Linked DNA regions of Mus musculus: regions 1 and 2 are each linked to region 3. Evidence: chromatin loops called from intact Hi-C (ENCODE). Cell type or tissue: left cerebral cortex. All regions are shown on one strand.

What was found. A loop is a pair of places that touch in the nucleus more often than their neighbours do. Peaks named below come from ENCODE experiments on the same cell type or tissue, not always from the same donor. Only the 100,000 strongest peaks of a DNase experiment are listed, where the experiment ranks them.
Region 1: it touches region 3 in a loop (5-fold over the local background); 6 of 42 quality-filtered maps call a loop at or near these places.
Region 2: a loop joins it to region 3, with 3 times the contacts of the local background. A loop is called at or near these places in 3 of 42 quality-filtered maps.

Annotation. Positions count from the first base shown.
Region 1 is chr10:90,492,041-90,500,040 of GRCm38, reverse strand. The region is part of intron 12 of Anks1b (ankyrin repeat and sterile alpha motif domain containing 1B); the gene reads right to left. Among named protein-coding and RNA genes, the nearest start is that of Apaf1, 590 kb to the left of the region's middle. In left cerebral cortex, a CTCF peak has its summit at 4,976; DNase peaks (open chromatin) are centred at 4,863, 5,619, 6,381 and 6,810; H3K27ac peaks cover 2,850 bases.
Region 2 is chr10:90,300,416-90,308,415 of GRCm38, reverse strand. Anks1b (ankyrin repeat and sterile alpha motif domain containing 1B) reads right to left here. Exons shown (of 27, transcript NM_001359241.1): 11 at 711-847. Among named protein-coding and RNA genes, the nearest start is that of Anks1b, 430 kb to the right of the region's middle. In left cerebral cortex, no CTCF peak of the experiment used is centred here; DNase peaks (open chromatin) are centred at 665, 3,255, 4,341, 4,910 and 1 more place; H3K27ac peaks cover 1,571 bases.
Region 3 is chr10:90,570,963-90,578,962 of GRCm38, reverse strand. It overlaps Anks1b (ankyrin repeat and sterile alpha motif domain containing 1B), which reads right to left. Exons shown (of 27, transcript NM_001359241.1): 15 at 1,768-1,874. Among named protein-coding and RNA genes, the nearest start is that of Apaf1, 510 kb to the left of the region's middle. In left cerebral cortex, no CTCF peak of the experiment used is centred here; DNase peaks (open chromatin) are centred at 1,738, 2,281, 3,440, 5,946 and 1 more place; H3K4me3 peaks cover 3,093 bases; H3K27ac peaks cover 3,543 bases.

The sequences.
Region 1 (8,000 bases), 79 kb after region 3:
CCCTGGGACCCACATAGTGGAAAGAGAAAACTGACTCTTGGTTCTACAGGCTTGGCCTCACCTACCTTGCCCCACACCCACATGAATACATAAAAGTAAATTTAAATCTTTAAAAAAACCCTGCCCATCCCCCCCTCCCCCTTAAACTCATCTCTCATGAGTGTGTGGACAGTTGTTTGAGAGGGTGCATGATCTGCCTTCCCAGAATGGAAGTACTCCATGTTTCTTCACATCTCAGCTGAAGGAACTGGTATAGTCCCATTCCTACTTAAATGAAGTCACAGGTTTACATGTAAAATGGAGTGGGAACAGCCTTCCCAGCACCGCTCCACAGTGTACAGTGGGAAAGACAGACGGAAGACCCAGGGAAAGACATCCTGTCTCAACTCCAGAACAGCTCTACATTTTCTATTTAAAAATAATGTTTGCTCAAGGATTTGATGGGTAGCACTGATGAAGTCCAATATTTTGATGTTTAATGTTCTTCTTCCAAGGTTGCTATGAACTTTGTTTATGATTAGATGGTAAGGTTATATCAAATATCTATACTTATTGATTATGTAATTTTTATCCTTTAAGTTGCTAGTGAATGAAATTTACACACTTTTTAAATGTTAAATGCCAAACAATAACAGGACACGGATGGGAAAACCCAGTCGGCAGGTGATGGTTTTCTTGCTAGTCTTCCATGTTTAATAGGTTTTCTGGGATTTTTGCATCCATATCTATGACTAAAATAGGGATTTTTGTAACCTTTCTTACACTAACTGTTCAATTTTGCTAAAATGACTTCAGTTTTAATCAACTCAACTGAGGGAACTCTCCAATTCTCTGTAGATTATCTTACAACGTGATTATTTCTGTTATACTCACTCTACCTTTAAAATCATCTGAACTCTGTATATTTTTTTGCCGGAAGATTTTAAATTACCTATTAAATTTTACAATCATAGAACTATTTGATGCTTGTATACATTTTGATGCCTTTTTTTATAACTATCTAGAATTTGACCATTGCCTTCAGTATTGAATCACTCGTGTGGTTTTTCAATTCATTTCTTGCCCTGTACATCCTTTTAAAATAATACGCAGTTATATATTTTCTCATTCCTAACACTTCTTATTTATATCTTTCATTTTGAACTTTGTCTCTTGGAAATAGGGTCTCAGCTACCCTTGAAGTCACTATGTACCTACCTGAGGATTGCCTTAAGCTCCTGATTTTCCTGCCTCTGCCACCCTCTCGGCTCTAGCACCCCAGCACTGGGATTATAGATGTGAGGGTCCTGGCTAATTTTATGTCAACTTGACACAAGCCATAGTCATCTGAAAGGAGGAAATCTCAATTGAGAAAATCCCTCTATAAGTTATGGTCATAATACACCTTCTTAATGACTGATTGATGGGGGAGAACACAGCCTAATGTAGGTGGTACCGTCATCCCTGGGCAGGTGGTCCTATGTGTAGACTTTTCAACTGATCTGTGCAGATCTTGTTTAGGATCTGAGGACCTGAAAGAATGGGGCAGACTCCAGTCTAATGCTGTAGCTGTCTTACTTCAGTTTAGTGTACTTTTATACATGAATGTAATGAAGAAATCAATGATTTTAGGAAGGTTGTTTGAGTTCTTAAAAAAAATATGATCAGAAGAACTATGTAATAAACTCCAGTAAGCATATACTAAATATCATTAGAGCAGCCCTTTCCCAGAATGTTCTCAGGACAGAGCAATTTAAACACAATTGCCTGCCATGTACTATAGATTATGTCTGGGAAAGCAGGAAAGCAAGGCAGAAGGCCATATGCAGATTCAGGGTACACTGATCAGATTGGGTTTTACAGCTATGATCTGACATCCAACGAGAATAAACATTTCTTATGAATTAAAAGTAAATGTTTAACCCAGGAAGAATGAAATCATGCCCAAGAGCAATATAGAGAACAAAAGGCCCCTGAGGTAAAAGGCCTCTCTGCCTTTTCGCCTGGAGCCTCTCTCACAGTTCCCTAGGCATCGTCCACCATGCACCATTCTTTTGACCAAGTCTCGACACTGGGTTCCTCCTTTTCTGGCTCTCTTTTCTGGCATTTAGCTCATTTAGTTTTCCTGGTATAATCATTTGAAACTTCTAATTTCCACTTGTGCTACATCATCATATTTGATATTTATCATCCCGACTCTTGATCAGTTTAAAATATAGTGTTTTATATACTTAAATCAAAAAATATTTGGAGCCGGGCGTGGTGGCGTATGCCTTTAATCCCAGCACTTGGGAGGCAGAGACGGGTGAATTTCTGAGTTCGAGGCCAGCCTGGTCTATAGAGTTCCAGGACAGCCAGGGGAACACAGAGAAACCCTGTCTTGAAAAAAATTAAAAAAAAAAAATTGGAGAATACTTAAGAATGATTTACTTAACTAATCGAATTGTTCTTAGAAGATATAGTGTCAGTCTCTCTGACATATCCTAAAATCTGCTTATAGCATAAATAAAATCAATGCTTGTGATTTTATGTTTCATGAGATAGGTTTCATTCTCAGGGCAAGCGAGGTGCAGCATGGCTCTAATTCCAGCAGGTAAGAGGTGGAGGCAAGAGAATCAGGAGTTCAGGGTTATCCTTGGCTACAAAGCAAGTCAACTTAGGCCAACCTAGGTTATGTAAGACATTCTCAGGCAAACCAAACCATACTATAAGTTCTCAGTTGTTAAATACAAAGCTATATGCATTGTATCAAATGGAGTTTCTTGGCCGACCTGTTAAAATCTTTTCGTGACTAAAGGATGTTGAAATCTCCTACTTATAGAACACTTAGGATATTTTTTTCCTGACAGTTCTACCAAATACATGTAAACACATATATACGATACGATTATACTGTATATTCTTATAATTTTAAATGCATACATGCTTAGAGTTTTCAAATTTTTCTGGTGAGACATACCTCATATAATTTTGTGACTCTGAAAAGAGAGCAAGCAATGTCTTAGTGTCCTGAGCAAATTGTATTTGCATGTGTGTACCGCAGAAAGACCCTTTGAGTTCCTAGGCTGAGCTAGTACTTTGAAACAAAATACGTGCATTATAAAATGAATAGCTATAAAAAATTTATTCAAAAGTATCTTCACTGGAACCCAGAAGTATTTACTATAACCCCGAATAACCTGTATTCTACTAAAATGTAGATTTATTAATAGATGGATTTGTTATGTACATTTGTACCTTGTAATATATGAGATATTTTATATTAACAAAGTATTCTAAGGATTTTACAAATGAAGAAGGGTACTACTTCAACTACAGATGTAAATCAAGTAAATTCTTTGAAAATATGATTCTCCTGAGCTGGGTATGTTGCCTTTAATCCTAGTACTCCTGAAGTAGCACCAGGCAGAGCTCCATGAGTTCGAGGCCAACCTAATCTAGGTAGGACAGCCAGGGATGTTACACGAAAACAACCCTGTCTTGGAAAAAAAACAAAAACAAAAACAAAAAAACTAAACCAAACAAAAAACAATATAACAAAAAAACCCCAAAACAAAATAATAACAAATAACTACTACATGATATTTAGTTAAAAAATTATCATGCAAAATGGTCATATGAGTATCCTTTTAACATAAATCTAACATGAACTTGTTTTTATTGAAAAAAATTAACCTCCATCATAATAACACATCTGGTCTATACCTTCCAACAAGCTTTTAAAAACATATTGGGTTTTATCACAAATATTAGGAAAAGTGTCACCTATGGTTTTCAATTATCACATCATTCATTGTATGAACCCTACTGTAGCTTATCCTTCTGTTCCCCCTAGTCACAGAGCTCACTTGTTCAAGCTAGTTGTATCCAGATGTGACGAGTACCTTTACATCTCAGGACAGAGTGGCATTAGGTGAACCTTTGCGGCAACTACTTAGGATTTACATTCTCTTCCTTCCTCTCCCTCATAACTGAACTAACATTTCCAGAAGCAAGTGACAATATTTAAATAAACTCCAACTCCATGCAAAGGAATTTATGGCAAAGGTCACAGAGGGTAAGATTCCGTAGGTGGTAAGGTAAGGGGACACAGAAGGAGTAACATCCATCATGTGCCTTTTATGTTCAAGGTCATCCCATCTCTTTGAAGCCCTCTACTAAGCTTCTGAAGTAGGAGATATGGGCACTGACAGGGAATCACATAGCTCATCAACAGAGGGCCAGCTGTGGGATGTAAGTCTGATTTCCCACTACATTTACAAGACTTTGTGTCTCTAGCTTACTCAAAACTTCCTGTGGCCTCACTATCACATGCTGTCTATGAGCTCCTGAGTATCACTGGAGTTTGAAAAACATCCCAGGACCTTCCAGGTGTCAGCAATGACCTTGGGGGTATTTGGTCGGACTGAATAATCATCCCAAGATAGGTAGCAGATCATACTAAGGGCATCAGGTAGGTTGGTGATAACATTCTCCCCTGTAAACAATTTAAGGTCAATACCCGCTTTTCTGAAATCACATGCCAGCCAGCTCTATTGTCTTTTGGTTCATCAGTCCTACACCCTGCCAAAAACCAGCATCTAATGCAGAAGCCAGAGGATGCTGGGTTCCTGGTAGCTCCTGGACCAGAGCAGACCATGTAGTTTGGCTCTGATTTCAAACATTTATAATCTTTTCTCTTGCTCCCTTCGCTCAATATAGGAGAGAGGCTATCAGCCAATTTCCCCACCGTTTATAGCAAATCCCAAAGCTCCTTCATTTCCAGCTGCTCAGCTGCCTGGGCAGACTGTATTACTAAATTATTGTATCTTCTTGGTACAGTGCCTGATCTATCTTGGCATGCATTTTGCATTGAAAGAAGCTCCTGTTGCAGCAGAGGAAGCTAGCTGCTCTTGCTCTCCCACGCGCCCTTCCTCTGGTACCCTCAACCACTAACCTCTTTGTTCCTCCTGTATAAGCCAAGCTCCTAGGGGCAGTTTCTCATCTAAGGCTGTCCCCCTAGGGGTTAGACATTTCAAAGGATGCTCTGTGCTAGGAGTGTTTCCCACAGCTAGAGAGAGCCAGATGGGTAAGTGGCCTACAGTGGAGAACTGCATTTGGAACGAAGAGATTTTGTTTCTCCCTCACCAAAATGTATTTCTTTGTAATGCTGCAGTCAGTCCAGCCTTGTATGGTCCTCAACAGAAGACACTGCACTGTGGGAAGACAGGAAAAGAGCCCTTTTACTTAAATCTGTTGTTTTCAAAAGTATTGGCTCTTTGGTTTAACATATTTTAAAAACTTTCTATTTTTATCCTATGCCAACTGGTTATGAATGCTGAGAGAGAGAGAGAGAGAGAGAGAGAGAGAGAGAGAGAGAGAGAGAGAGAGAAGCAGAAGCACTATTATTCTGGAAAAATGAAACAAACAAAGTTTTGTCTTTAAAATAAAAAGAAAGTAATTTCTCAACATCAAAGGATGAAAATTATTTTTAATTACTCTGAAATGAATAACCATTCTAATTCAGGTTTCAAAGGACATACCTTGGACTTGAATGCAAGTCACTTAAATATCCTCAATTGAAGCTCTGGGAATGTAATGCATGCAAATGTGTCCTGTGAGCTTGCTATTCCTGTAAGCAATGAGCAGCCTAGATTTTTCTCACATACATCCCGAGAGATGTCTCATCTCCAAAGAGCAGGAGAGTCATCTAAAGTCTAGTCCTATTAACAAGACACACCATGGAAAATACACAGAAATGTTAAAGATAAATTCTATCTAGCAAGTTACATTTTAAATCAACATTGCTGTTGCTATGGCAAGAAAACTGAATGTAAAATAAAAGTCTTCTATAAGGGTTTGGCCCTGTAGTCATGGCAACAATGAATGATACTTAACTCTGCTAATGTTTCCATTTGATCCGGAGAGAACTAGATGTGCTTTAAAGCTATGTAACATGGCTTAGAAAATTGATTTTTTTTATTGCTATCTTTCAAATGCCCCTCGACCAATTAAAGAAGGGATCACAAAAATAACAGCCAGGGTAAGAAAAATGCAGAATGTATGGGCTTGTTTAGGTTTTCCATGATGGTGGAAGCTATGAGTGTCATTTTCTCTGAGATGCTAGAAAATGGAATATTCATTTAGCAAAATACTGCACAGCAATTTTCAGGTTGGGGGGCATCATGTAATTTTCCATAGATAGAAAAAAAAACATATGAAAAGCAATCAAATGGCAATTTCCACCTCTTTCATCCAGAAAAGGAAATATTAACTTAAAGTAAGAAAATATGGAAATCAATGTTCCCGCTCTGCAAGCGAGCAGCTAATTCTGATTTCTCCCCTACTTCCCAAGCAGTCTTTTGATTCATGTCCCTCCACGGACACATCCCTCCTCCTCGCACTGGCAAAATGCCCATAGTGCCGAAATGGACCGTTCTAAATCTTCCTCCTACTCAACCTACCAGCTGTGCATCTAATACAGCCTCTCGTGCTCCTGGATGGGACACTCTCATTAAGCCCCTAACTCATCTGCTTTCTTCACACCCCATGGCTGTTCTTTCCCATGCTCTTTGGCTTAGTCCTCCTCCTATCTCCAAAAGTCTGTCTCAAAGAGTCCTTGGGCTCAGCATGCTAAGCCTTGTTTCCTGTTTTGTTGATTGCTCCCTCTGCTAGCTAGTCATTTGCAGTCTTGGGCTTGCCTATTACCTAATTCATAACAATTGCAAAATTTCCATTTTTTTAGCCAGATTTCTACCCTGAACTCTAGATTTCTACCTCTGGGTTCCCTGTCATTTTTATGCTAATTTTTCTTTCTCACCCCACAACCAATTGTGTCCTAGTTCCCTGTGGTGGTTTTGCCTCTGAAATACACCTACATTCTGCCTAATTCTCGCACATTAGTTTCCCACTGGATGGTTGTGAAAGTCTCCTTACTGGTTTCTCAGTTTCTACTGTGTCTCTTCAGGCACTCCATGTCCCAGAGATCTGTTAAAGTAGACAGAGGGTAAGCAATAGTTGTTGCCTGTTGAGGTTTGGTCTTGATGTCTATTGCAATGCTAAGTGCTGGTCCCTAAGACCTGGAGTCCTCACACACGCTCAAGAGATGCTATGTGACCCTGCCCCCAAGTTATTTCTGATTGGTAAATAAAGATGTTACAGCCAATAACTGGACAGAAGAAACAGGTGGAATTTAGGAGAAGGAGAAGAGAAGGTGAGGAGGAAGGGAAGCCATTATGAGTTAGGTAAAAGTTCATGAAAATATTGTCCTGAGGATTAGCCAATTGGAAATGCCATGTTTCCCCCAAATGACCAGTTAAGACCAGCCCAGATGAAACATAGTAAATAATAACATGGGGGTTACTGATATAAAAGTAGATTCTAATAGCATAGAGGGTAGGTATCTGCTCAGCTCTTGTGCTGTTTAAGGCTTATTGTAAATATGAAAGCTGTGTGTGTCTATATGTGTCTTTTATACAGGAACTAAATGGCCAAAGGCTGGGTAGAAACCCTAGGTCTGGATGAAAATTCTCTTCAACAGCTGCCATGTTAACTAGGGTAATCCATGAAGGCTGAAACAAGAAAATCATGAAATGAAACCTCACTGAATGAAGACGTTGGTTCTGGGAGTAGAAATTCCAAGCAAATATTCAAGCAAATTGTGTACATGAGGTCTCTTAAAAGGATTTGGAGAATATGTTTGTGTGTTTATTTAATTACTTTCAAATCATCTTTAAGCCCACTTCTCTGTTTCCAAGAGTATCATTTAATTTTCCCCTTTGAGGTTAATAGCTAAGGTTTATTGAGTCATTGGAAGTACTTTTATATCTATCAGCTGTTTGGGTTCCACCCCTGGACAAGAGATGAAGATGCATATTTTACATGTCAAAGCAGACCTGGTTTCCAGGTTCTCCCAACACTCCTTGGTCCCTACCTGGCATTCCCTACCCCTTTCAGTCCAGGGGCTGGGCTGCCCTTTCCGCAAAAGCGCTGCTTTACATAATCCAGACATTTTGGTATCCCCACTCCTCTCTTCTCTTTCT
Region 2 (8,000 bases), 270 kb after region 3:
AGGTTGAGAACACCACCAATTCCATGTTCTAGGTCCATCTGTTGGCAAAAATATAATGCAAACAGCTTTATAAGTGCTATTTTCAATGAAATATCACAGAACAGCTTGTCCCAATGATATTTCTAAAGCTTGCCTGCAAACCGCCTACTGGGAAATCCGACAGAAAGAGAAGGGGGATGAGGGGGGAAAACATTCAGGCAAGTGACAGGAATGGGAAAAAGAACAAAAGGTAAAGGCAGATTACCAAGACCGTGAACCCCGGAGGACAATACAGAGACTGGGTAGTGTGGTACCCAACACAGGGGTGGGGCAATGGAGAGCAACTGCATCAGCTCACTGGGGTTGGGGATAGAAAAACCAGCACAAACAGTGTGCCCACAGAAAGCTTCAGAACACAGTAGCAGATCAACAACCACAGCCTCATAAATGCTCAGAGGAAAATGTGAAACAGCCATTTTTCCAGGCTTCATTGAATCCCTCTCATAATATAAAAGTTCATTTTCCAAGAGCTAATAGAGAGTGCAGTGTCTATTATGAACTTCATAGGAAGCAAACAGCCTATTTGGAATCTCTTTCTCTTAATGTAAAAAAATCTATTCTATATTACATAATAGCCCCAGCATTGAAGTACAGTGTTTTACACGTATTAGTTCAGAACCAAGCAACCAAGCGTTACAGAGCAGGCAATGTCCTCCTGGGTACTTACTTACCTGAGGTCGGATAACTTTTACGATATTTTTTAGGGCAGTATCTGGGGATGGAGGTGAGCAGTCAGGTGTTGGGCCTGTAGAGCTGTTTCTATGGTGACTAGTTCCTGGAGCAGTAATTGCTACCTCAGAGGCATTATCTGTGAACAAAAATAGAACTGCCATGAACTTAATCAGTCAGTTTACCCCTCAAGACTTGAAATTATTTTCATGAACATGAGATGATATTTCAACTTAAAGCTGATATCAATTATAATATCATAATTAAGACTATGCTCAGTGGTGTATTTTTTATTTAAAAATACTGATTGTTCTGTTTTCCTTCAAGATGGTGAATATTAATGCTTGTAGTGTAATTCCTGAATGAATGAGCAATATTCAGTTTATTATAATGACATCATCCTCCACAGCCCCTAATACCACCATCATCACTATATGAAAGGCCATCTCCTTATTTGAAAATTAATAGTTTTGAAATGATGAAACTGGCCAACAAGTTCCAATCTTTCTATTGAAAGCCCATTTTTATTATGTAGGAATTTCATATCTACTTGATTCCTAAAATCCAAACTCAAGCCCCTAAGATAACTTTGCCCAGATAGCCCTAGATCACAGAACTTTTAATTAAAAATCAAACCTGACATTTGTATAGGACATAAACAAACACTATTATCCCTAGAAGGCAATCATATAAACCACTATGTTCAAAATTAAAATGAATGAAATTTCAGGATCTAAATGAACTTCCCTTCTGTTTTCTGCTTTGGGGGGGGGGAGGGGGAGAGGAGAATAAAAACTTTTAAAAGAATAACTTGGAATTCTACATTTCCCTTTTTAATGTAAACCCAAATAAAATAATATCCAAGGAACAGTTTAGAAATATGTGAAACTCTTTGAAATGGATAGAAAATAATATAATATTGGTTAGCACAACAGGAAGTTTATCTGCTTAATAATAAACCACAATCTTTCATAGCTTTGAATGAAAATCACTGCAAATGTGAATCCTCAAGATGTTCACTTCTGTTATGCTTTCAGTTCTGTCCCAATAATTTTATGTCCCATACATATAAACTGATACAACTTAGACTAAGACTGTATTTACTATAGATAAACATGTTTCTCTGTTCTATGATCATTGCTTACAATCCCAAGTAAAAAGAAATAATTTATGAAGGCACTTTGTTCATAAAAAGAAAGGATATTAATCCCCCCTAAAACTGTGTCCATCAGATAAAATTATATTTCAGAGCCTTAGGAGGTGGTTTAGTCAGTAAAGTGCTTGCTGCTTTTGCATGAGGATTGATCTCAGATCCCTAACATCTGTGTAACAGCTGGGGTAATGGCATGCATCTGTAATCCCTGCCCTGGGGGGAAAAAGGGGTTCCTGCAGATCACTCACCAACCAGCTTAGCCAAATAAAAGAGATTCAGGTTCAGTAAGAGACCATGTTTCAAAAGGAAAGAGGAAAGTGATTAAGGAGGAAACTGGAAGAGAATCTCTGGTCTTAACATGCATGTATGTGTGCATATGAGCATATATCACTAGCACACATCTGTATAAGCACACGCACAACAATATCTCTCTCTGTCTCTCCCTCTCTGTCTCTGTCTCTCTGTCTCTCTGTCTCTCTCTCTCTCTCTCTCTCTCTCTCACACACACACACACACTATAGTCTCACTGGGGAATAATGAGACAAAAAATTCAAATGAGGCACCTTTAGATAAAATGGTCATTCATTAAAAAAAAAAAACAAAAAACAAAAAAAAAAAACACACAAAAAACCTTGAATTTTCCAGGGTACATTTCTTTTCTTCTCTTCTCTTTTATTTATTTACATTCCAGTAGCTGCCCCCTCTCAGTCCCCCTTTCCATAGTTCCTCATCCCAGTCCCCCTCCCCATCACCTCTGAGAGGGTGCTTCCCCCCATACCTCCCCCTTCCCTGGGGCCTCAAGTCTCTTGAGGTTTAAGCACATCTTCTCCCACTGACCAGGAAGACCTCTGCTATATTTGTGCAGGGACCTCGGACCTCTGTATGATCCAGAGCACATTTCTTAAATTTAATAGATGCTGTGAACTTACTGGCATCCCAGGATAAGTGGAGCAATATTCTGAGTAGATAAACATTGAAATCAAAAAATCATTATTTAGCAGGATAAAAGCAAGTTGTTTGATTCTCTCCTTTCAGCTTTCATTCTTACCATTCATTCAACCATACTTAAAAAAAATGGGTCAGGGACACCTATGTGTCAAGCATCATGCTATATCATAAAGATAGACATAAAAGAGTCTTGCCAGGGTCTGTGAAAAGAATGGGCAAATAGGCAAAACACAGAGGACTTTTAGAGCAGAGAAAGTATATCCTGTAGGCATAATGTGGGTGGATACATCTCATTATACATCCATCCACATCAAAGATGTGCAGCTCCAAAGGTGAGCCCTACACTAAACTGTAAACTCTGCAATGCAGGCTCATCTCTTACTGCAAATGCTCCATTCCAGTGAGGGATGCTGAGAGTGGGTGAGACACACACACAGGGGAACTATGGGAGTTTCCTGTATTACAGTGAGGGATGCTGAGAGTAGGTGAGACACACACACAGGGGAACTATGGGAGTTTCCTGTATTACAGTGAGGGATGCTGAGAGTGGGTGACACACACACAGGGGAACTATGGGAGTTTCCTGTATTACAGTGAGGGATGCTGAGAGTGGGTGAGACACACATACAGGGGAACTATGGGAGTTTCCTGTATTCCAGTGAGGGATGCTGAGAGTGGGTGTGAGACACACACACAGGGGAACTAGTTTCCTGTGGATCTATCCAGTGTAGTCTAAAACATCAGTTTTGCCAATAGATAATTTTTCATTTCAAAAATAGTTCTGTGATATATTGAATATGTATAGAGAAAGAAAGAAATTAAAGATGACTAAGGTCCTAGCCTGAAGTCCTAAGAGTATATAGCTGGTATCCATAGCCATGAGCAAGGCTGTTCAAACATTCTCTCCTTTCTTTATTGCTTCCAATACTGCTTCTGCCCTTTTTCTGGTGCCTTTTAGACTCCAATGAAATTATATTAGCTAGAATGCTTAGCATTATCATTATTAGTATTACTAATTCATTTTCCATGTGCTATTGTTCATGCTGTCTCTGTATTGCACTCAGAATAGCTTCTTATATTTATTTTCCAGATAATTTTTTCTTTCTTCAGCTGTACCTAGAGCTCTGACAAACTACTAATTTCAACTATACTTTTAAATTCTAAGTCTCGTAGTTATTTATTACTAAACATCCAATATTAGGGATATTACTAAATATCTCTAATATTGTTAATATTGTTCTGCTCCCCACATCTTTTAAGGTTGGTCTTTATTTACTTGAAAGTGGCAAGTATACATTGCTTTAGTGTATGTGTTTAGGTAGAGTTTTTAACTATTTTAATTTGGCATGTAATAACTGTACACATTTATAAGGTACACAGTGATATTTCAGTATCCCTGGACAATGGGCACGGACTGGATAATTAGCTCATGAGTCATCGCAGACACTCATCACTTCTTCACATGGAGGAAAGTGAACAGATGCCTGGGGATGGATGAACAGGACAAAGAACATGTTTTAAAAAGTCCATGTCTGCCACACGAAGACCTACAGAGTCGACTAACCTGGGCCCATGGGGGCTCACAGAAATTGAACCCAACCAAAGATCATGTAGGGGCTGGACCTAGGCCCCCTGCACATTTGTAGCAGATGTGGTCTTCAGTGCTGTCTCTGACTCAAGGTGGCCTGCTATCGGATTTCCTTCCCCTAGCTGGACTGCCTGGTTGGGCCTCAGCCTTAGAGGATGTACCTAGCCCTGCTGTGACTGGATGCCTTACAGTGGGGTGGTACCCAAGGAGGGGCTTCCCCTTCTCTGAGAAGAAGGGAAGGGAGCAATGGGGAGACAGATTTGTAAGGGCAGGGTGTTGAGAGGATACAGGGGTGCAATCAGAATGTAAAGTGAATTTAAAAAAATAAATCATGGAAAAAAGTCTGTGTCTGATAGTGACAGTACTAGAGCCTGTAGTGATCTTCTGTGGCTTTGGTTCTCAGCACCACTTAACTTTCACTGTTCATGCCTACAGCCATTTTATGTTTTCACTCAGGTTGTTGAAGCAAAAACCTATAGCATTAAATGTAATTCATTCTCTTTCTTCCAGCACACATTAGTTCAAAACAGCATCTAAATTTGCATTCAAGCTCTGATGCTGAAATCTGTGAAGAGCATGCCTGTGTGCCAGACGGTTTAGCAAACCTTTCTGCTGACTGTGTTCTTTATGAGAGAGAGAGAGAGAGAGAGAGAGAGGGAGAGAGAGAGAGAGAGAGAGGTGTTAAAGATTATCTTCTGTAGTCTATGTATATAGATAAAATGAAAGACAACTAACCTATCTGAAGTTAGGTCTATAAAAGTTTAATAAACGTTTCTTTTTCTGCTATCAAACTAAATATCATAGTTAAAGTGTAAAAGATGAAACAAATTCCATAGAAAAAGTACGAAAATAAGTAGAAATGTTTATACATCACATATCTGCAGAAATGGTCATGAGTACTTGGAGTAGATTTGAGATAATATCTTTTATTTATTAACACAGATTAGTATAGATAAGATTTGGTTCCAGAAATGAGAGATAGTCTCTTGAGGCCTTGTTTTGTCAGGGTTTTCCAGAGAAAATGAGCCAGAAATGTCTAAACATGCAAAGAGTGCCCCGTCAGGAACTGGATCAGAAGATCACAGAGCCAGAGAGGTCTCAAGATCTGTAGTTGTTAACTAGAAACTCAGAGGAGCCAGCATGCAGGTCTACTTTGAGTCCTGAGCACAGAAAACCAAGAAAGCTATAGGCTAAGTTCTACTACAAAGGCTAATATATTTCAAATCTGCATAGGGCCAAGATTTCAGCCTAACTCTCGAATCCAGCAAACACAAATTCTCACGCTCAACCCAACAGTCGGGAGCCCCCATTGTTCAGCCTGTTTGCTCTGTTTATTTCGTCCATCGACTGGATGAGTTCCACACATGAGGAAAGACAAATAAATCCCTTTGTTCAGTCTACCATTCACATGTTGAGGGCATCTACAAACGACCTCACAGACAAAACCAGAAAAACATTTTGCCAAGTGTGAGCATTCTATGGGCAGTTAAGTTGGCATAAATTTAACCATCATAGAAACTACTCAATACCTCACTCATTGTTTGAAAGGAGTGACTCCATACTGAAACATAACTCCATACAAAGCATAAACCTAAAGATCCTTCACTGCTTCTTAAATAGTTTAATATAAAATACAAAACACTGAGTAATCATGGATTGAACTACTTAGAAACCACAAGTATATGTGAGAATCTTCATTTTCTGAATCTGTGAGCTGTCCCTTTTGATTTTATACTGCATTGATTTTTGCATCGTTTATCATGTAGACACACTTTCTCTTATCTTCTGTGTGAATCCTTTAAGAAAATTCTTTAAGGAATACTAAGTGAGACAAGATGGGCAAAGCAAAATCTATGCCCCATGGATGTTCTAAACAACTCAGAGATGCTCTGCCTTCTCTAATTCTCTGTTTACTCTTTCCAGAAAAAAAGCAACCAAGTATAGGGTATTCTAGAGAAGCGGTTCTCAACCTTCTTAATGCTGCCACCTTTAATATAGTTCCTCATGCTATGGTGACCTCCCCCAACCATATAGTTATTTTTGCTGCTACTTCATTATGGTAATTTTGCTACTGTTATGAATTATAATTATAATGTAAATAACTAGTATAGAGGGATATCTGATATAGGACCACCAAAGAGATCTCAGCCCACAGGCTGAGAACCATTAATTACTCTAGCCTATATATAAAACCTTGGGAAATTAATTTTATCTTAAAAGAACCTTGATACATTATTTATTCAGTTATCTGGTGGATGTTGCAATATTAAGCCCATGTCCAAGACAGTTTTCTATGTTCTACCTGCAGTTGGTAGTAAAAATTAAATAAGGTGGGAAAAGTTTGCCTAAGGAAACTGCCAAGTATACCTAGAATTTCAGGTAGAAATGAGACTCTATTCAGATTAAATTACTACATAATATGTAATTTGGTATAACTGTCATTCTCCTCCACACTGGGAAGCTTAGAAATAGTGGAAATTTATTTGATATTTAACAAGAAAAATATCTGATTAATAGAAAATAGTCCCTGTGCAGTTTTCTGGCCTTGCATCTGTTACACCATTCTCTGGCGTGTATTGAATGACAGTTCAAGGACACAAAGGATGACACTAGATGCTAAACACCTGACAAGTGAGATTGAGGTTTCTTCCAGTTGGGGATTTTGGGAAGGATAGCAAGAGGTAGAAGTTTATCTGAAAGACAAATATTGCAAAGTGTAACGTCTATGTGGAAGATAAAATGTTGATCGTCTAGAAGTAGCGTGGGGTTAGTGGTTATCAGAGGTTTTGCTGGATGAGGGAAGGGAGCAGGTGATGAATCAATACAAAGTGTAGCTGGTATCACCTAAGCTGACAGTCATTTATTGTATCCTTCAGAAAGCTAGTGCAGAGAAATCTGCACGTCCCCAACAGAAGGAAATGGCATGTGTTTGAAAGGACAGTCAATTACCCTCTTCGATCATTATGCACTATATGTATTGAAATATTATATTGTTACCCAATAATATGCACAGTTACTATATTAATAATTTTTCAAATGTTCTATGATGTATCTGTAAACTTTATGCAGAAAGAAATGACAGGGAAGGTCATTCTAAGACACAGAAGAAGAGCAAAAGAAAAAAATAGAAGGGAAATGGGAATATTTGCAGAATTCAGGAAAGTTATTTTTAGAAGAAGTACTAAGAACAGGGGAGACTGTATAAAGAATTCTGGATTAGACAAATCTATGCTGATATCCTGCTATATTTAATCTGTTTCCTCATATATGAAATGATGCTTTTATTGTAGTGTTATAAGGATAAGTGAGACATGTATGTATAAAATTCATTGCATAGTACATAGTAGGTCCTCAATAAAAATTATCTAGGAAAACAAACAGTGGATCCATAGTTAGTTATAGTTATATAACTAAATAACCATATGTAGTTATTTAGTCATATAGTCATCTTCCACCTGAACTGCTGCCAAGAATGGCAGATACTTCACTTGAACCAGAAGAATGATGAAACGCACAGGAAAAAGAGAGAGATAGAGAAAGGAGGAAGGGAGGGGAGGGAAGGGACGGGGGAAGGGAGAGAGAGAGGGAGGAAGAGAGGGGGGA
Region 3 (8,000 bases):
TTTTTTGGATGTATTTGGTGCACAATTCTCACATGACTGTTCTGCACACTCTTTCTTCAAATTCTCTTTAAAACCAGAGAGATTACCTTCTCATTAAATACATTCAAAGGGGGATTATATTTGTTCATAAGTGTTTAATACTCAGAGGAAAATTAAGCTGAAAGTTAATCATCCTTCAGTATGGACGATTAACTCAGTGAATCTAAACTTTTCACGGATCAGAATGGATTTGGACCAGGGCTTGGGAATGACATGCCCTGTTTCAGGTAGAGACAGGGGGGAAAAGTAGCTATGCAGAGAAATGTAGTCAATATAACTAATGCCAAAACAATACTCAATTTGTTTGCTAGGTCTGGTAATTATTAATACCATCTGTTTATTGCCCTAAGTAAGTCTTAAACCTCTCTAGGGCTGCAACAACTTCCCCTTCCATCCTATTTCAACAGAGTCTCAACTGTATAACCAGTGACTGTCTGATGGACACAAGAAAAAGAAACGCATAGCTCATTAATTAATTAAAAAAAAACAACAAGATACCCCTAAACGGTTATATGCATATATTACTTGATGCTCATATGATAGACCACATTTATGCATTTTTAAAAACCTTGTAGGCATACACATTTTTTGGTAGGAGTAGAAGTTTAACCATCTTAATAACCCTCAAAGCTGTAATAATTCAGTCAACTTTGGAGAAAAGCAATCTGGCAAAAGGAATGTCAAAGCTCTGACTAGCCCTCAGAGGCTTATGAAGGTGCTGCAGGTGCCAGCCTCAGCATTTTATCTCAGAGGAACGATTAAGGACACCTACGAGTCATTTGTGTGCTACATGCTTGTGACATGTAGGTCTCCCTAAATTTAGGGATCAGTGATAATGTGCGATGGGACCTTAAAAGCAAGGGAAGGTGAGGAGAACCGTGATGTAGCTTGAAGGAGCTTAACAAGGGGAGCTGATGAGTGTCTGGGGAGGTCTAGGAATGATTAGAAAACTACATTGTCGTTTGCATGCCTCCCATCCTCCTTCTCACCTATATGCACACTGAGAAGTTTGCACACGCCCGGTTTAGACTGCACACAGACCAGGACTCGAAAGTACACCGATGCATTTGGTACACCAGCCCCTTTCTATACATACCCTGACAGCTAATTGACCCAAGTGTTTGTTTTTCACCTAAAGTAACAAACAATAAATACTTCATGGCTCTTCTGTCAGCATGTGCTTTCGCTAAGCTAAGCGACCGGCTGAAGCAGCTAGCTCAGGAAGGGTCATCCACAGGATTTAAACAGCCTATTGAATGATTAGCAGGGAAAATGATCTTCAGACCATCGACATAGCAGACTCTCTAATTAATCACAAATACTGATATTCACGCGGAAATAACATGTCTCCGGAATCCAGATTTAGCTGGAGCGTGGTATAAATCTAATTGTATGCTAAGATCGCAAATGTATAGGAAAGAAAAAAAAATCATACAATGAATGACAGGGAGACTAGAAATGTTAATCTTCGTTCAGAGCCCATAAATAGAGCTCTCACCAGTTCATACAACACACAGGTCTAATGGATGCATATAGATGCCATTTTCTAGTCAGTGTCTGTATGCACACAACAAGTTCTGTCCTAAAGGCATCCCGTTTTTCTGATGCAGTTACATATCTAAAGCTGATCCGTTTCCGTGCAAACCAGGCTGCCTCTGAGCCATGTAAAGACACATAAGAAGCAAAGACAGACAAAAGGCAGCTCCGTGGACACAGAGAGCATCTTACCATAAACTGTACACTGTCAAATCCATTAGCCATCAGGTGGTTCTCGTACTGAGGTAGCCCAATGCTTTCCAGCCATTGTCCCACTGTTTGGACAGGGCATCTGGGTCCTGTAAGAGGGTGAAGAGGGAAGCGCTTTAGCAGGGAGTAGCCGTCCACGGGGTAATAGCGGTAGTCCGGGGCTGAGGGGTGGCATTGCCACATCATGCTCCTGGGGAAGTTGTTATCAAAGGAGCCCGCCAGCTTGACAGATTAACGTTCTCAGCGAGAGAGCAAAGTCAGAAGGAAACCATAGTTTGCCAGGCAGGCTGTGGAGTAGGACTTGATCCTAGCTGCACATTTCTTTACATATTAATCTTTACTACCGACCAGTGCGTCATACAGCCCCCCAGAACCAGGCAGGAGAAGAAGGCATATCAAGCTGTCAGCCTAGGCTGCTCTGCGTTCTATGTGACTGCTAGAGTACTCCACAATGAGCAACACACGGCCAGCAGCCAGAATTCTTTTTATCAAGTACTCCTACACTCATCAGTATGCAGCTCCACGCTCCTTGCTCCCCCTCGCTCGCTCGCTCCCCTTCATTACCCAGCCCAGGCTACACCTCGCATTTTCAATAATAGCCATCAGATAAGGCAGATTTTTTTTTTTTTTGTCTGCAAGCTGTAAGCCCGCTGCTGCTGCTGCTCCCTCCTACACACCCATCCAAGCGTCAATCTTGAATGATGAGAGCAGTCAAAACAAATGCAGAAAATAGCAAGACTCAAGCAAACCAAAGCGCCTCAATCGGAATCGAAGAAGCTTCATCCAGGTTATACACGTTACCGAGCTATTTGTTGTGGGATTTTTTTCTTTCTTTCTTTCTTTTTTTTTACGTTTCAAAAGACACCAGGAAACGTGAAGCTTGAACTACAGCTCCTAAGGAGGCTCGCCACAGGTCCCCTTTCCCCTTCCCTTCTTCGCCTTTTTCCCTTTAAAAATGTACCAGAGGGAACCGTTTCTGATTGAAAGCTTCACAGTGTAATTATTCTTTTTTCTTTACCGTGCAGTCTCAAAGTGAACCTCTCTGGGGATTTTTTTTTCTTTTTCTTTTTCTTTTTCTTTTTAATTTTTGAATTACTGCAACATATAGAAACTGCATCATAAACTGCAAGCCAAGACAATTCATTCCTCATTTGTCCTAAACAACAACATTATTAGGCACAAGAAAAGCCATTCCCACTCTGGTATTTATAACTCTATCTACTAAGCGCCCTATTCTAAAATATCTATAAAGGTAACATTAGCTGGATAGCTAAGTTTGTTTTTTTTTTTTTTTAATAAAGAAGAAGAGCCCTAACCAAAAATAATTCAAGAATAACAGATGTAAGTGTGTGAGTTTTTACTGAATGGCAGACAGACTGAGTAATTTATTTAATAATGGAGAGAAACCACAGAATAATAATAGAATCTGCAGAACTACCTCATCAGAGGAGAGACTCAATACTTGAAGAGAACTATCAGAAAGGCTAGGCTAGCCCTTAGTCCTAGGAAGAACCCTTGCCCTGTGTTCCAGGAAGACTACCATCTTCTGCTTGAATGCCGCCTGTGATGGGGCTCTCACCACCGAGCCAAGCCTCTGTTCATTAGAAAGATAGTTTACTTCCTACCTAACTCCCACTCGCTGGCTCCAGCTTTGCCTTGGGAGTCACACAGATTGGGAACAGAGTCTTTTCCACATCAAGTACTTTAAAAATTAAACAGAACGCTCACACTACCCACCCGACTCTGCCCTGAACACGCAGTATGTGCCCAGTGAATATTGATTGGGTACACAAAACCTTCACTGGTCCTCAAGTCTCGTCTTGGTTTCTTTTCTCATTTTAGGGCCATTGCCAATCTCCTCAGCATATAAATATGTACTCTCAAAACAGCATGCATGTTTCTTCTATTGCTGACACCAATCCCTGGGTTCTAATCCCTCTCCCTCTCTGCTGTCCTATGTTTATGGACCTGCTGTCTCCTTTGGATTTTTTGCTTTCTTTGTTTCCTGGCACCTGGTCCAATATAACAATGGCCATTGAATTGTTTTTAAGTCCCTGCTGTATTTTTAATCACTAAAAACTCCTCTTCCCCTCCACCCCCCACACCCTGTGTGTGTGTGTGTGTGTGTGTGTGTGTGTGTGTGTGTGTGTGTGTATGAAGGTCAGGGGACAACCTGCATGAGTCTGATCTCTGCTTTCATCATGTAGGTCCCAGGGATTAAACCTAATTAGGTGTGACAGCAAGTGCCTTCATCCCCTGAGCCCTTTCTTGCCCTCCGATCCATGGTATTATTATTTTTTTTAAATCTAATTTATAAACAGTGCCAGAATAATCTAAGACACAGCACTGATAACTCAGCCTTATTTCGAAACACTGCCGTAGTTTCCTGATGGATTAAAAGAACTCTGGACTCTTCGTGGTGTTTGGGGTTTTCATCTGGCTCTACCTGCTCTTCACAGTTCTCAACCAGGGGCAATTATTTGCTGGTCTCCGAAGGAAGGCTGAAATGTACTTGGGTAGGTTTTCTTACTACCCTACAACTCTGTCATTTCCTTTATGAAACCTCTTCTATCCCTCAATAGGATGACAAATCTCTCTCTTTTCTCTAGTGGCACATTTAGACCTTCTATAATAACAAATATTTCTTAACCCACATGATTATTACTTGTGTCTAAGACTTGCTTCTTGAAAGCAGGGTGTATGCCTTTCTAATACTGTATGTACATCATATGCGTTCAGTTTGCATTTGATAATCAACATGATGTACCCTCACAGTCTGAACTACAGAAAGCACTCTCATTTTCAGATTTAAATCATTTTGTTATAGTCAGTAGGTAAGTTTTTTTTTTTTAACTGCACTCCAAGTATCTGATTTCTTTATAAAAAGGAAGTATTGTGGCCCACAGGAGAAGAGGCAGGAAGAATATAAGAGCCAGAGGTAGTGGTTACCCATAGCAAGACTGTTTCCCTGATATGACAGGATCTGGGTGAGCTCTCAGTGGCTGTGACTAGGTGCATAAGACCTGTGTAAGATCAAGCCCACCCAAATCCCAGCATGGATCCAGGAAGGTCTATGAAGCCCTGCCACCTGCTAAGGGCTTTTTGGTAACTGATGCCTACTGGGCAGGAGGAGTCAGTTATCTTTAAGGATGGAGCGACCCATGCCCCAGCAGATAGTCTTATACTTGTGCATGTTAAACAGACTTTAAAAAGTGGGTTTAACCAAAGACTTGCACATGAACTTGGGAAGGCAGAATGGTAGGGGAAATGGGGGAGGGGACCAGAGGGGAGGAAAAGGTGGGTGGATTTTATTCAAAGGCAGCATAAGCATGCATACAACCCTCAAACAAAAGAAGACATTTTAGTTTTTAAATAGAATTTTCAGGTTGGGATTTTTGCTCAGCATCTTTACCCTCTCAATTGAGCAAGCGTGTCTGGGTGAGTTACATTGTACTTGATTATAATTTATCTCTTGTTGCCTCTTGATCTTTTTAGAATGTTGAAAAAGTTATAGATATGCATGGATCAACTGTAGGAGATTGCAATTCTGTCACATGACCTGCAGGTGAAGACGAAACTAAGATATATATGACTTGTGAATGATCAGATCGGAGGCTGTTACCAGGTGAAGTCAAATGTAAGTCTCACATATAGTGTCTCTTCATGGACATGTCATGAGAAGGTAAACAAGCTCTGTAAACACTGAGCAAACATAAGGATATAGTTTCGTTTGGCAAGGCTTAAGATGATCGGCTCACTCTTTAAATCCAGTAACCAAGCACCTAGCAAAAGCAGCATTTGATTCTTAGGTATTAAGTCATGCTCATTAAGTGAATGAATGAATGAATGAATGAATGACTCTGGAAATAGGTTTTGGTTTTTTAATAAATAAAAAGGGAAAATCATATGAAGGCTTAGACTGTTGTATAAAGACAGCTCAGGGAGATTACTGGTAGTCGCCCACTTTAAAAATCTTTATATAGAAATTCCTGAATTCTGTTATTTTAATTTTTAATTCCTTGATTTCTGTTTAATACTTCTCATGTGTTAGCAAAATGTAGGTGTGTGTGTGTGTGGGGGGTGAATTAGGAGATGGCAAGACAGGAAAAGGAGGGAGAGGAGGGACAGGGATCCTGAGTCATGCTGGGTTCTGATTTTGTTTAAGTGTTTTCTCATGAGTCAAACTTCTAAAGGATCCTGATTTAGGCCTGAAGATCACATTTTTATAGTATCTAAATATATTCTTCATTTTACTTAAAATACTTTCCTGGAGTCTTGAAATTCTTTCAGCACATTACTGACCAGGCACCTTTATTCAGCCAGGACCTCTGTAATTTCTCAAAGTGAGATTCAAACAGGGAGAAGAGGGAGTGAGCTCAGGGCCACGTGTCCCAACTTGTCAATTATCATCATTGATGATAAAGAAACTGAGATTCAAGCTATGTGATGGGACCAGGGGCTTTCCGATGGCACAGTCTTCTGAAGACAGAATCCTAGGGGCTCCATTCTCAGAAACAAGTATAATTGCTCAATACTAGGGTAATAAAACAAACAAACAAACAAACAAACAAACAATTTCCAATTAACCTCCCCCCCGAAACCATTAGAAGGTTCTACAAACTATTCTAAGACTGCACAACAGATGAAGAAATGCTTATTTAAAACTCTTCTAAATAGTGTGATCAGGACTCTGTGGTGGGTGGTTGATGGTGGCTCCCACCTGCCTTTGCATCAGAATCCTCTCCACAGACAGTCTTGGTCCAAGCACAACTAGGACACTGAGCACCTTCTTTCCTGAGCTCCCAGTCCACAGATATAGTATCTCATCAGAAGGGATAGACCAGTCTTCTCTATCTCCTTGAAGTTGTGGAGGTCAAGTTCCCAGAGAAAACAGCTAACAAATCAGGAGCTTCCTCCATCCACCCAGCTCTCAGTCACGGGGTAGAGTCCACCTCAGTTTGGGTAGATCAAGAGCAGTGGGGGTACTGTGCACTTCCAGGGTACAGGCTCCATGCTTAGAAAGATAAACAGAGAAGACAAGGCCCGTGCCACAGTCCACTGCTAACAAGGATCACTCGAAGCTTTTGTCTAAGTGAAGAGTCAGTCATTAAGAATCCCGGAGCTCTTGACTCTAGCTGCATATATATCAAAAGATGGCCTAGTCGGCCATCACTGGAAAGAGAGGCCCATTGGACACGCAAACTTTATATGCCCCAGAACAGGGGAACGCCAGGGCCAAAAAGGGGGAGTGGGCAGGTAGGGGAGTGGGGGTGGGTGGGTATGGGGGACTTTTGGTATAGCATTGGAAATGTAAATGAGCTAAATACCTAATAAAAAATGGAAAGAAAAAAAATAAATAAAATTTTCTTTCTTTTTAAAAAAAAAAAAAAGAATCTAAAGTTCTAAAGCTCTCCTTGGGGTGGGGGTGGGGGCTAACTTCATTTGAAACAAAAGTTGAGAACAAGGATATTATCAAAACCAATAGAAAGTCAGACAGAGTCATACCTTTAATCCTAGCACTCCAGAGACAGAGGCAAGAAGATATTGAAATCTTTAGCCAGCCTGGGTACATAGGGAGAGTCTGTGTTAAAGTGGAGGTTTGGGTGGGAGGGGATAAAGAAAACGATTTGGGTGCTAAACAGCTAAGGAGAAGCTAGTGTACTTCATTCAGGCAAAAAGTCAAATGGTATCCCACTTTCAGAAAACCAGGGAAAGAGAAGTATTAAGGGCCCTCTGCCTGGCTTCAAAAACTTCTCCTGTTTCAATTTAATTGGACCAGACTGCAGAACAATTTATACCTCAGGGAACTGAAAACACAAATTAAAAAACAAACAAACAAACAAACCCAATAGCATGACCACCTGGTGATTAGTGAAGCTTCATAACTACATATCAACCTGTGGTCGCAGATGAGGGACAAGAATTGACACAGAGATGGGGGCAAGATGGCAGTGCCCGACCCCGTAACATCTGTGAATAGATGTATACAATGTGTTACATCCATAAAGTGGAATATTACTTGGTGATAAAAAGAAGTGAGGCAAGGCAGTATGCTACGATAAAGATCAAACTTGGAGATGCCATTCTAGGTGAAGGAAGCCAGACAGAAAAATCAGGTGCTATATGCTTCTGTTGCTATGACAGAGGAGATAGAGAGAGTCAGGAAGTAAGCTAGGAGTTCCCTAGAACTGGAAAGGGGATTTGAGGGGGCATGT